Linked DNA regions of Homo sapiens: regions 2 and 3 are each linked to region 1. The links are chromatin contacts, found by Hi-C or POLR2A ChIA-PET in ENCODE. All regions are on one chromosome and are shown on one strand. Each heading gives the region's core, a stretch centred on a gene start or an enhancer-like site at or near the end of the contact. The rest is flanking DNA. Distances are from core to core; before and after follow the strand shown. Region 1 holds the start of RBBP4 (RB binding protein 4, chromatin remodeling factor). Region 2 holds the start of SNIP1 (Smad nuclear interacting protein 1). Region 3 holds the start of YTHDF2 (YTH N6-methyladenosine RNA binding protein F2).

Region 1 (2,948 bases), core at 218-2,717:
CGCAACCTCCGCCTCCCGGGTTCAAGCGATTCTCCTGCCTCAGTCTCCCGAGTAGCTGGGATTACAGACATGCTCCACCACGCCCAGCTAATTTTGTATTTTTAGTAGAGACGGGGTTTTTCCATGTTGGTCAGGCTGATCTCGAACTTCCGACCTCAGGTGATCCGCCCGCCTCGGCCTCCCAAAGTGCTGGGATCACAGGCCTCAGCCACCGAGCCCGGCCTAAAATAATCATTTTTAAAAATCACAATCATAAATGGCAAAACCAGGTTTTTTGCTAATATGATCGAGGTGAAACATCAAGTTAGAAATCCCCTAATTAGCTTTCCGAGTCCTCTAACCTCGCACACTCTAATCTCACCGTTGGGAAATACATGGGGGTAACAACCCTGCAAACGCCTGAAAATATGGTTATCTTTAGAATTTACGAAGATAAATGTGATTAGGCACATGTGGAAGAAGTTCAAGAGACTGTAAATGAGGGAGGCCAGGTTTCGCGACTATTAAACCAGGTGGCTTTTTCCTTCAGCATCCCCAGGAGAAGTACGAACGCGACTACAACAGCCGGCACAAATGGGATCATGCCTGAAGTACCCATGGGGCACAGTAGAAAGAGCAGCAGGAAGCCGCGGGTAAGGAGAGGGGATGCCTGTGTGCTTACATGTAAAGAGAGAAGTAAGCCACCTACTCACACTCGTACTTCCTATTGACTGGCGGATACTTGGCCTTGATCGCCTTCTGTTCTTCAGTCAAATTGTAATCTCTAACATCTTCCTCTTCCTGCGCCATGACTGCAGGATTAGACACTCTACTTCCGCCCTTCATCCACCGGACTTCGGCCCGGAGTTACTACTTCCGCTCTAGACTCCGCCCCTTGGCGCACACCCTTAAAGGACCACACTCCTTTCTCGGAGTTGGCTGTTGACCTACTTTAGTCCCTACCCTGCCGCTTGGATCGCATATTTAAAAAGCCAAAACCCCATCTTCTGCGATTCCTTCATTACTAGTTCTTTCCAAAGACTAAGGAAAAACGTTGAAGGGCACCTTGAATGAAACCCGTCTGGGTCTGACTGGCGAGGTTCTTTCCCCCGCTTCACCCCCAAAATTGATAACTAGACCCGAAGGCATTCTAGATTTTTCATCTCAGTACTCTGAAAGGGTCGTAAGCTTAATAGCCTTCAAGAAAATGGCTGCCCTCTTGCCGCGGGAGTGTGCGGACCAAACCTCTCTCACGTGACCCTGACCGGGCGCAGTCCCGTCAACGCCGGCGCGCGCAATCGCTGGAAGTCGGCTCGGGGAGGCGTGGGGGGAGGGGCGGAGCGCGCGCCTCGGTCCCCGCGGAAAGCTACTCCGCGCGTCTGGATTGGTCGCGAACGCGGCTTCCCCGCCCATCCCGCCATTAGGAGCGCTCCCATTGGCTGATGTTGGCGCGAAGGTGCGCGAGTCAGCCCTCGCGCTGGGGGCGCAGGAAACAATAGAGGCCGCGCGCACAGAGCGAGCTCTTGCAGCCTCCCCGCCCCTCCCGCAACGCTCGACCCCAGGATTCCCCCGGCTCGCCTGCCCGCCATGGCCGACAAGGAAGGTGAGGGTGCCGGGGCCGACCCAGGAGGGCAGTGGGTGCCTGGGCTGAGCCGCGGCCTCGACATGGCCTAACAGTGAGGGCAGGCCCGAGTTTGCCGAGTGCAGTCCCCGGTACTGAAGGCGTGAAGAGGGAACTCCCCGCGGGGCGTGCTAACGGCTCGCCAGTTCCCTGGGACCGATTTCGGTCGCAGCTGGCGAAGCCAGCGGTGGGGCCCCCGGCCAGTGTTTGTTTCTCTTCCTGCCTCCGATATCGGTTTCTCGGCCTCTGTCCCGAGCGTGGGGACACCGCTTCCTACCCACAAGGCTCGGAGCTCGGGCCTCCTCGTCGGGCTTGTGAGTTTCGGCGCGCACGAGCGTGCTCCGAAGGCCTGGCTGGCCCCTTGGCCTGGAACGGGTAACGGAGTGTTTGGCGGGGATGGCCCGAGGAGTTTCGGCGCCGCGAAAGTGGAGAGTGTGGATGCCTCTGCCGTGGGGATTTAGACAAATCACCTCCATTTCATGGTTAGGCTGTAGGAGTCATGCAGGTGGCTTTGCAGAGGATTACTCGGTTTCCGTTTGTTTGCTAACTTAAATTTGTTTTTAAAAATTTTAGCAGCCTTCGACGACGCAGTGGAAGAACGAGTGATCAACGAGGAATACAAAATATGGAAAAAGAACACCCCTTTTCTTTATGATTTGGTGATGACCCATGCTCTGGAGTGGCCCAGCCTAACTGCCCAGTGGCTTCCAGATGTAACCAGGTGACATGACTCTCCCGAACGTTATTTTGATGTATTTTCAGTGTAGATTTCTCATATTGATTTTCTTTTTTCCGCTCTTCAGTCACCCGGAGAAGGCATGTGATCAAAACCTCTTGGTGACATTTTTTCTAGGCCACAAAGTAAGGCAAAATAACAAAATGATTTTGTAACTTACCTGACAAGAGAAAACATATTGGCGTTTTTTTCTCAATACTGAATTAAATAGCTGTAGCTGATGATAATACCTGTAATAATAGTGGCTGTACCAAATAATAGTACAAAACTTGTCAACTTTCAAAAAGTATTATGGCCAGGAGCAGTGGCTCACACTTGGAATCCGAGCACTTTGGGAGGCCCAGGCAGGAGACTTACTTGAGGCCAGGAGTTGGAGACCAGCCCTGGGAATACCCTCGTCTCTACTGCCCCCCACACAAAAAAAGAAAAAAGTATTACAATGAGTCTAGTCCTTACAACAAAAATTTTTTGTTTTTCTTTTTGAGACGGTGTCTCACTCTGTTGTCCAGGCTGGAGTGCAGTGGCGCGAGCTCGACTCACTGCAACCTCTGCCTCCCAGATTCGAGCGATTCTCCTGCCTAAGCCCTCCCAAGTAGCTGGGATTACAGGCAC
Region 2 (2,948 bases), core at 186-2,685, 4.9 Mb after region 1:
TCTGCCGGTCACATTAAAGGAGTCACGAGGTTCACTTTCCTAGCCCTAACATCTCCCTTGCATTCCATACTCACATAGACAACTGTCTACTGAACCTTCTCACTTAGGTAACATAACTCTTAATTCCCAACCCTTCAAAAACCTTTCCTCTCCTACTCCTTGCCATCTCGCTGATTGGCATCACCATCCGTAAGTCACCCTTGACTCTTTATCCTTCACTACCAACACCCCTACCATCAATAACAATCCCTCCATCCTGTGGTTCTACTTCCTCCCTGTGCCATCTCATTCCTACCACCCACCTTCTTGACCACTATAATCCACCGACACTGGCTTTTTCCCATTTCAATCATAATTCATTCTACTTCAGGTTCTTTGCAGATGTTGTTTCCTCTGCCTGGATCTTTAAGAGGTTGGATCATTCTTATCAGTCAGGTCTGGGCTCAAATGGCACCTCTTTAGAGAGTCCTCCTCCCTCTTCTCTCCAATCTCTCACTATCACATTACTGTTTTAATCTATCAATAATACTTGTTACTAACTGAAACTATTTTGTTTATTTTTTTATCATGTCTCAGGGTTAGAGCATAGCCAATTTGGCATCGGTGAAGATCATCTAACTGAATCACCCTTGCAGCCCCAATACCTAGGGCAGTCTTTAACACTTAATAGGCACTCAGTAAAACTATGGTGAATGAATGCATAAATAAATGAGTCTAGCAAGAAGTAACTTTTTTTTTTTCCCCAGTTTCTGTTAGGTAGCTCGCTTAGACCTCGATGTGAAAACCTTTCTGGCAGGTAACCGGAAAGACAACGCCCACACTCCATTTGTGGGAGGGATGGGGAAAATCTCAATCCAATTTAACAGATTATCAGTGCTATCTGTTGGGCCACACTCTTCGAAGTGCTAGGAACACAAGAATGAAGGAGTGGGATCCTGCCGGTTAGTCATTAGGCGTTGAACACCGAGCTATAATGCAAGTGACAGAGCAAGCATAACACAAGCACGACTGGATCACTCTCAACAGCCCCTCAGGATTAAGTCCGGGCTGCTGCGCCCACCATTCAAAACCTGTTTCGGACGCTAGCCCTGCCCGCCTTTCTGAATGAGCCCAACCCAATGTCCATCCTGGACTGCTCCCCCACTTACCGGCTAACTCCTCGGGCTCGGTTCCCGCGGTGGCCCGAGCGGGCCGGCTCGCTGGTCGGCGGAGACGGGCTACCACCGGAGTGGTCCGGACGGCGGTGGGCGGGAGGTGCGACTTCTGGGCTGAGACGCTCCTGCTTCACCACCACCCCCGCCGGCAGCACCACGTCCCCGTCCCGGTGTCTTCGCCGGCTCCCTCGCTCCCGTTCGCTCTTCACCGCCTTCATTCTGTGATTTTGGCTGGGCGAAAGAAAACAGATCAGTTGAGCTCCTCTAGCTGGAGGAAATGACGAGTTTAACTCCTGGACTTCCGCTTCCGGGGTGCCCAGGCTCCCAGAAATCCTCGCGGCAAAGGTTAAACACGTGACTACTCCCTAGTGGGTGTGGCCGCAGCGACAGGCTTGGGTGGCGGGAGTTTCAAGTTTCAAAAACAAACTTCTGGCTGGGAGTGGTGGCTCACGCCTGTAATCCCAGAACTTTGGGAGGCCGAGGCTGACGGATCACTGAGGTCAGGAGTTAGAGAACAGCCTGGCCAACATGGCAAAACCCCGTCTCTACTAAAAATACAAAAATTAGCCGGGTGTGGTGGCGCGCACCTGCAATCCCAGTTACTCGGGAGGCTGAGGCAAATGAATCACTTGAACTGGAGGCGCAGGTTGCAGTGAGCAGGGATCTCACCACTGCACTCCAGCCTGGGCAACAGAGCGAGATGTCTCAAAAACAAACAACAACAAAAACTGGGAAAAAGCAAACCTCTCAAGGCTGTTTGTTGCCACATTATTAGTAATTACAAAACGTGGAAACAATGTAAATACCAGCAGTAGGGAAGTTAGCCAAATTAATGGGTGTTATGTGGCCATTAGTAAACCATTTACAAACTTTAAAAACCCTGACTTGTTAACGATAAAGCAGGATACAAAATTGTGTGCAAACTATAATTACATTTACATTTGGAAATAGAAGGGAGGAAGAAATGGAAATGCAATCAGAGATGATAACCCATGGGCAAATCATTAGCTTTTCAAATCATTAGCTTTTCCTCTTCTATTTCCTGAACTTTCTGCAATGCTGTTGGGGCTCAGAAACCAAAACCCCAAAATACGGCTCACTGACAAGCTGAACTGAAGAAGCCTCAATGTTCCTTTCCAGTGCCCATCATCTCTCCCAAAGCACAGGTCTTTATCTGCCTAAGATCCAGACTACCAAAAGGAATAATTGTTTCTTTCTTCTCCACCCAAGAATGTAATCACACCTGACCAGAGACCCTTATACTGTCAAAAGTAGCTATTTACAGCCGAGCACGGTGGCTGCAGCCTGTAATTCCGGCGCTTTGGGAGGCCAAGGCAGGAAAATCGCTTGAAGCCAGGAGTTTGAGACCAAACTGCCTAACATAGCAAGACTGTCTCTACAAAAAAATTAAATTTGGCAGGGGCTAGTGGCTCGTGCCTGTGGTCCCAGCAGAGACAGGAGGATCGCTTGAGCCCAGGAGTTGGAGGCTGCAGTGAGCCGTGATGGCACCACTGCACTCCAGCCAGGGCTACAGAGTGAGACCCTGTCTTCAAAAAAACCAAACCAAAACAAAAAAAAAAACACAAAAAACTATTTACAAATTTATCTCTGTTCCCTTATTCATTCATTCTGCCTAGTAATCCCTGAACAGAATTCCTCCTTCTCCCACCCTCACAAACCTGTTTTACCAGGAGGGTATATAAGCTTCTGAACCCTTTTCGGGGTGGGTAATCATACTGTGATTCTCCCCGTGTATACATTTTAAATACATTTGTATGCCTTTTCTCCAATTAA
Region 3 (2,948 bases), core at 298-2,797, 3.9 Mb before region 1:
TCTGACCTCATGATCCGGCCCGCCTTGGCCTCCCAAAGTGCTGGGATTACAAACATGAGCCACCGCGCCCGCCGTAGCCGAGTATCTTTAAAAAGAAGTATTACTAGGTTTATTCTATTCCCTTGATGGAATCTATGCTCCCAGACTTGACATTTTACTGTCTCCATTAAAAGTCCTTCACCTTTGGTGCCTGACCTTACTCATTCCTACCATAAATGTGATTATGGGCAGAGAAAAAAAGTGCTTTGAGCACTTTGACCAAATTATGATGTTAAATCCAAGATGCCATGTTATTTATTTTACCGAGTCCACCCAAGCCTCCTATATCCAGCGTGTGGATAGTACGAGGTTGACAATTAGTGCATTAGTTACCTGTTTACCACGACGTACTTGCAATAACAAAAGCTATTAGATGGGCTTTCCTAGTATCAAATATTCCTGCATGAGTTGGCTTTGCTTCTGATTGAAAATACTTTTGCCCATCCTTTGCATCTCCCCTATATTCTGGTTCCCTAATACAGAGTCTCGTAGGGGTAGAGAGATACCATTATGTTAGTGTCAGATACACCTGGCTATTTAATAGTTTTGTAAACTTGGGCACATTACTTAAGCTTTCTGTTTTTCCAGTCGTAAAAAACCGAAAGACTGATAGCGATTTTGAAGTTGTCGAAAGACTTTAATGTGTTTGAAAATACCTAACAACAAAGCCTGGCCCACAGCTGGTATTTCAATAATGTTAATTTCCTTGCTTCCCTCTTGAGGTCCTTAAGATTCATAGGTTCTCCGGACTCCTTGAAAGTTTTGTGTAGATGCATGAGGTGTATTTTTCTTGGAAATAAAGTCCACAATTTAACAGATTATCTTGGGGCCAGCGATTTCCCCGAAAATAAATTGTAGATTCTCCTTCCTGCAATGCTAAGGGGTGAATCTCTTTTGCGGGAGACTGGATTCTTTCGGTGTGTGTTTTGCTCTCTGGGTACTCTTTCTGTAGTCGGCTAACAGAGGATGACCAAGCCCCTCGCGGGGGCGGGGGCGGGTCACTCCCGGACAGGGCCCCCATGAAGTTTCCCTGGGGACTGTGTGACTCCCTAGGGGTCGGGTTACCTCCCAGATGGGGGTGGGGTATCACTTGCAGCTGGAAGGCAGGTTCATTTTAAGGTCTCGCGGGCTTCGGAGGCCCCTCCCTCACTGAGAAACCGGCTTTTGTCGTTCTTCTGAAGCCAGAGCTAGTCTTTCCAGGTGTTAGTCGAAACCTCGTGGTGCGACCCTGGTCGTCCCAAACCCCCTAGGCCTTAATCCTGGGGCGGTGGGGGCGGGGAGGCCGTGAGCACGGCTTCCGCTCCTCCAATCCGCCAGAGGGCGCAGCGGCCGGCCTCTCCCTTCCCGGGGTTCTTCGCGCCGGGCCCCTTCCGCGTGGGTGAGTGAATGTGAGAGTCAGCGCTCGCGCCGCGCGCGCCGCCCGCCTCCGCTGTTCGGCGCTCTGCTTTAGGCGGTGGGGGGCGGGCGCGCGCGTAAAAGCATAGAGACGGGCATTGAGCTCTTGGGCTAGAGCGTCGCCGAGTCGGAGCCGGAGCCTGAGCCGCGCGCTGTGTCTCCGCTGCGTCCGCCGAGGCCCCCGAGTGTCAGGGACAAAAGCCTCCGCCTGCTCCCGCAGACGGGGCTCATCTGCCGCCGCCGCCGCGCTGAGGAGAGTTCGCCGCCGTCGCCGCCCGTGAGGATCTGAGAGCCATGTCGGCCAGCAGCCTCTTGGAGCAGGTACAGGCCCGGCCCGCATGCCTCGGCCATTGTGTGAGGCGAGAAGGAGCCCGACTAGGCCCGGGCCCGCCGCTCCTGGGCAGGCCGAGCCGAGCCGAGGCGTCGTCTCTTGCGGGCCAGGTTTCGGGCCTCTCAGGCCGGCCGCGCCCGGCGCCTCTCCCTCAGCCTGTTCTTCCCGCTTCTCCTCGGGCCTCGGAGCCCACGGGCCGGGCCGCGCCGCGTTCCCTTCTCTCGGCGGGCCTCGTTTTCCTTCCTTGTTTCCTTCCCCTTCCTTAAAGCCCTGGGTTCCTCGCGTCGCCGGTGGCGCGTCTGCCGCGTTTTCTCCCCTGCCCCACGGGCCTGGCGCTTTCCCCCGCCTCCCATTTTCAGCCTCTTCCTCACTACCATTCCTGACGCCTCCCCTCGGGCCTGCTCCTTTATTCTCCCTTCGGGCCCTGCCTTAATTTGTTCTTCCTTTTCCATTTCTCCTTTGGACAACTTGCTGCTCGGCGACGTTTCCTTCCCCTGCAGAGACCAAAAGGTCAAGGAAACAAAGGTAAGTCCCGCTCCGCCGGTGGCCCTGAGCCGGGAGGGGGACGCGGGGCGGTGGGGGCGGGGTCTCCGGGAAGCGCCCCGGGCGGAGGACCTTTCGGAAGCCGCTTAGTTCGCAGGTGCCGCACACTTAAGTATTTTGACCCTTTCGGTGTGTTCTTGCAGCTGGCGAACAGCTTTTTCGCTAACAAGGAGTAATTCATTAAGGGTGGGGGTGGATTGGGTTTTGAAACGCTCCAGGTCCTTAGTTTCCTGTAGGTCTTAGAAGGCCTTTGTTTTTCATCCTCGTGGATCACTCTCTGGAAGTACTCTCATGTGATGGGGGAGGGGAAGCGGGAGGGAATGGAAATCCAGAGGAGCCAATAAAATGACCTTTTTAGATCAACTTGCTCTGGGTGGAGGGGGACATTTTCACTGGCGACTGTCGCTTCAGCATTCACTGTCATCTCTTACCCTTTTGAAGTTCAATCTTACGTGCTTTGTTAACTAGTAAGGTTTTTCTCTGGTTAGCATATATGAACTAATTTGAAAGGAAGATTGTAGGATTGGGACACTCCTAATTGAATTTTTTTTTCTTTAGTACAAAATGGATCTGTACATCAAAAGGATGGATTAAACGATGATGATTTTGAACCTTACTTGAGTCCACAGGCAAGGCCCGT

What was found. Hi-C counts contacts between places; a loop is a spot of excess contacts on that map. ChIA-PET counts read pairs that join two places held with the same protein, here RNA polymerase II (POLR2A). Pooled maps may share reads with other maps.
Region 2: a loop to region 1 is called in a pooled map, with 4 times the contacts of the local background. The contact joins the promoter of SNIP1 here to the promoter of RBBP4 in region 1. A Hi-C loop is called at or near these places in 2 of 50 pooled maps. POLR2A ChIA-PET finds 5 or more read pairs at or near these places in 2 of 52 experiments (activated CD4-positive, alpha-beta T cell and activated T-cell).
Region 3: a loop to region 1 is called in a map of CD4-positive, alpha-beta T cell, with 7 times the contacts of the local background. The contact joins the promoter of YTHDF2 here to the promoter of RBBP4 in region 1. A Hi-C loop is called at or near these places in 1 of 168 maps with a recorded cell type or tissue (CD4-positive, alpha-beta T cell) and 4 of 50 pooled maps. POLR2A ChIA-PET finds 5 or more read pairs at or near these places in 1 of 52 experiments (OCI-LY7).

What each region holds. Positions count from the first base shown.
Region 1 is chr1:32,649,741-32,652,688 of GRCh38, forward strand. It overlaps RBBP4 (RB binding protein 4, chromatin remodeling factor), which reads left to right and starts at 1,468. Exons shown (of 12, transcript NM_005610.3): 1 at 1,468-1,582; 2 at 2,174-2,321. The coding sequence starts at 1,567. ZBTB8OS (zinc finger and BTB domain containing 8 opposite strand) reads right to left here and starts at 810. Exons shown (of 7, transcript NM_178547.5): 1 at 693-810. The coding sequence starts at 789. RefSeq lists enhancers at 680-1,267, 1,268-1,856, 2,017-2,116 and a silencer at 1,147-1,716.
Region 2 is chr1:37,552,858-37,555,805 of GRCh38, forward strand. It overlaps SNIP1 (Smad nuclear interacting protein 1), which reads right to left and starts at 1,436. Exons shown (of 4, transcript NM_024700.4): 1 at 1,149-1,436. The coding sequence starts at 1,372. RefSeq lists a silencer at 1,159-1,218 and an enhancer at 2,690-2,948.
Region 3 is chr1:28,735,393-28,738,340 of GRCh38, forward strand. It overlaps YTHDF2 (YTH N6-methyladenosine RNA binding protein F2), which reads left to right and starts at 1,548. Exons shown (of 5, transcript NM_016258.3): 1 at 1,548-1,755; 2 at 2,266-2,290; 3 at 2,867-2,946. The coding sequence starts at 1,729. RefSeq lists enhancers at 1-364, 895-944, 1,264-2,162, 2,045-2,154.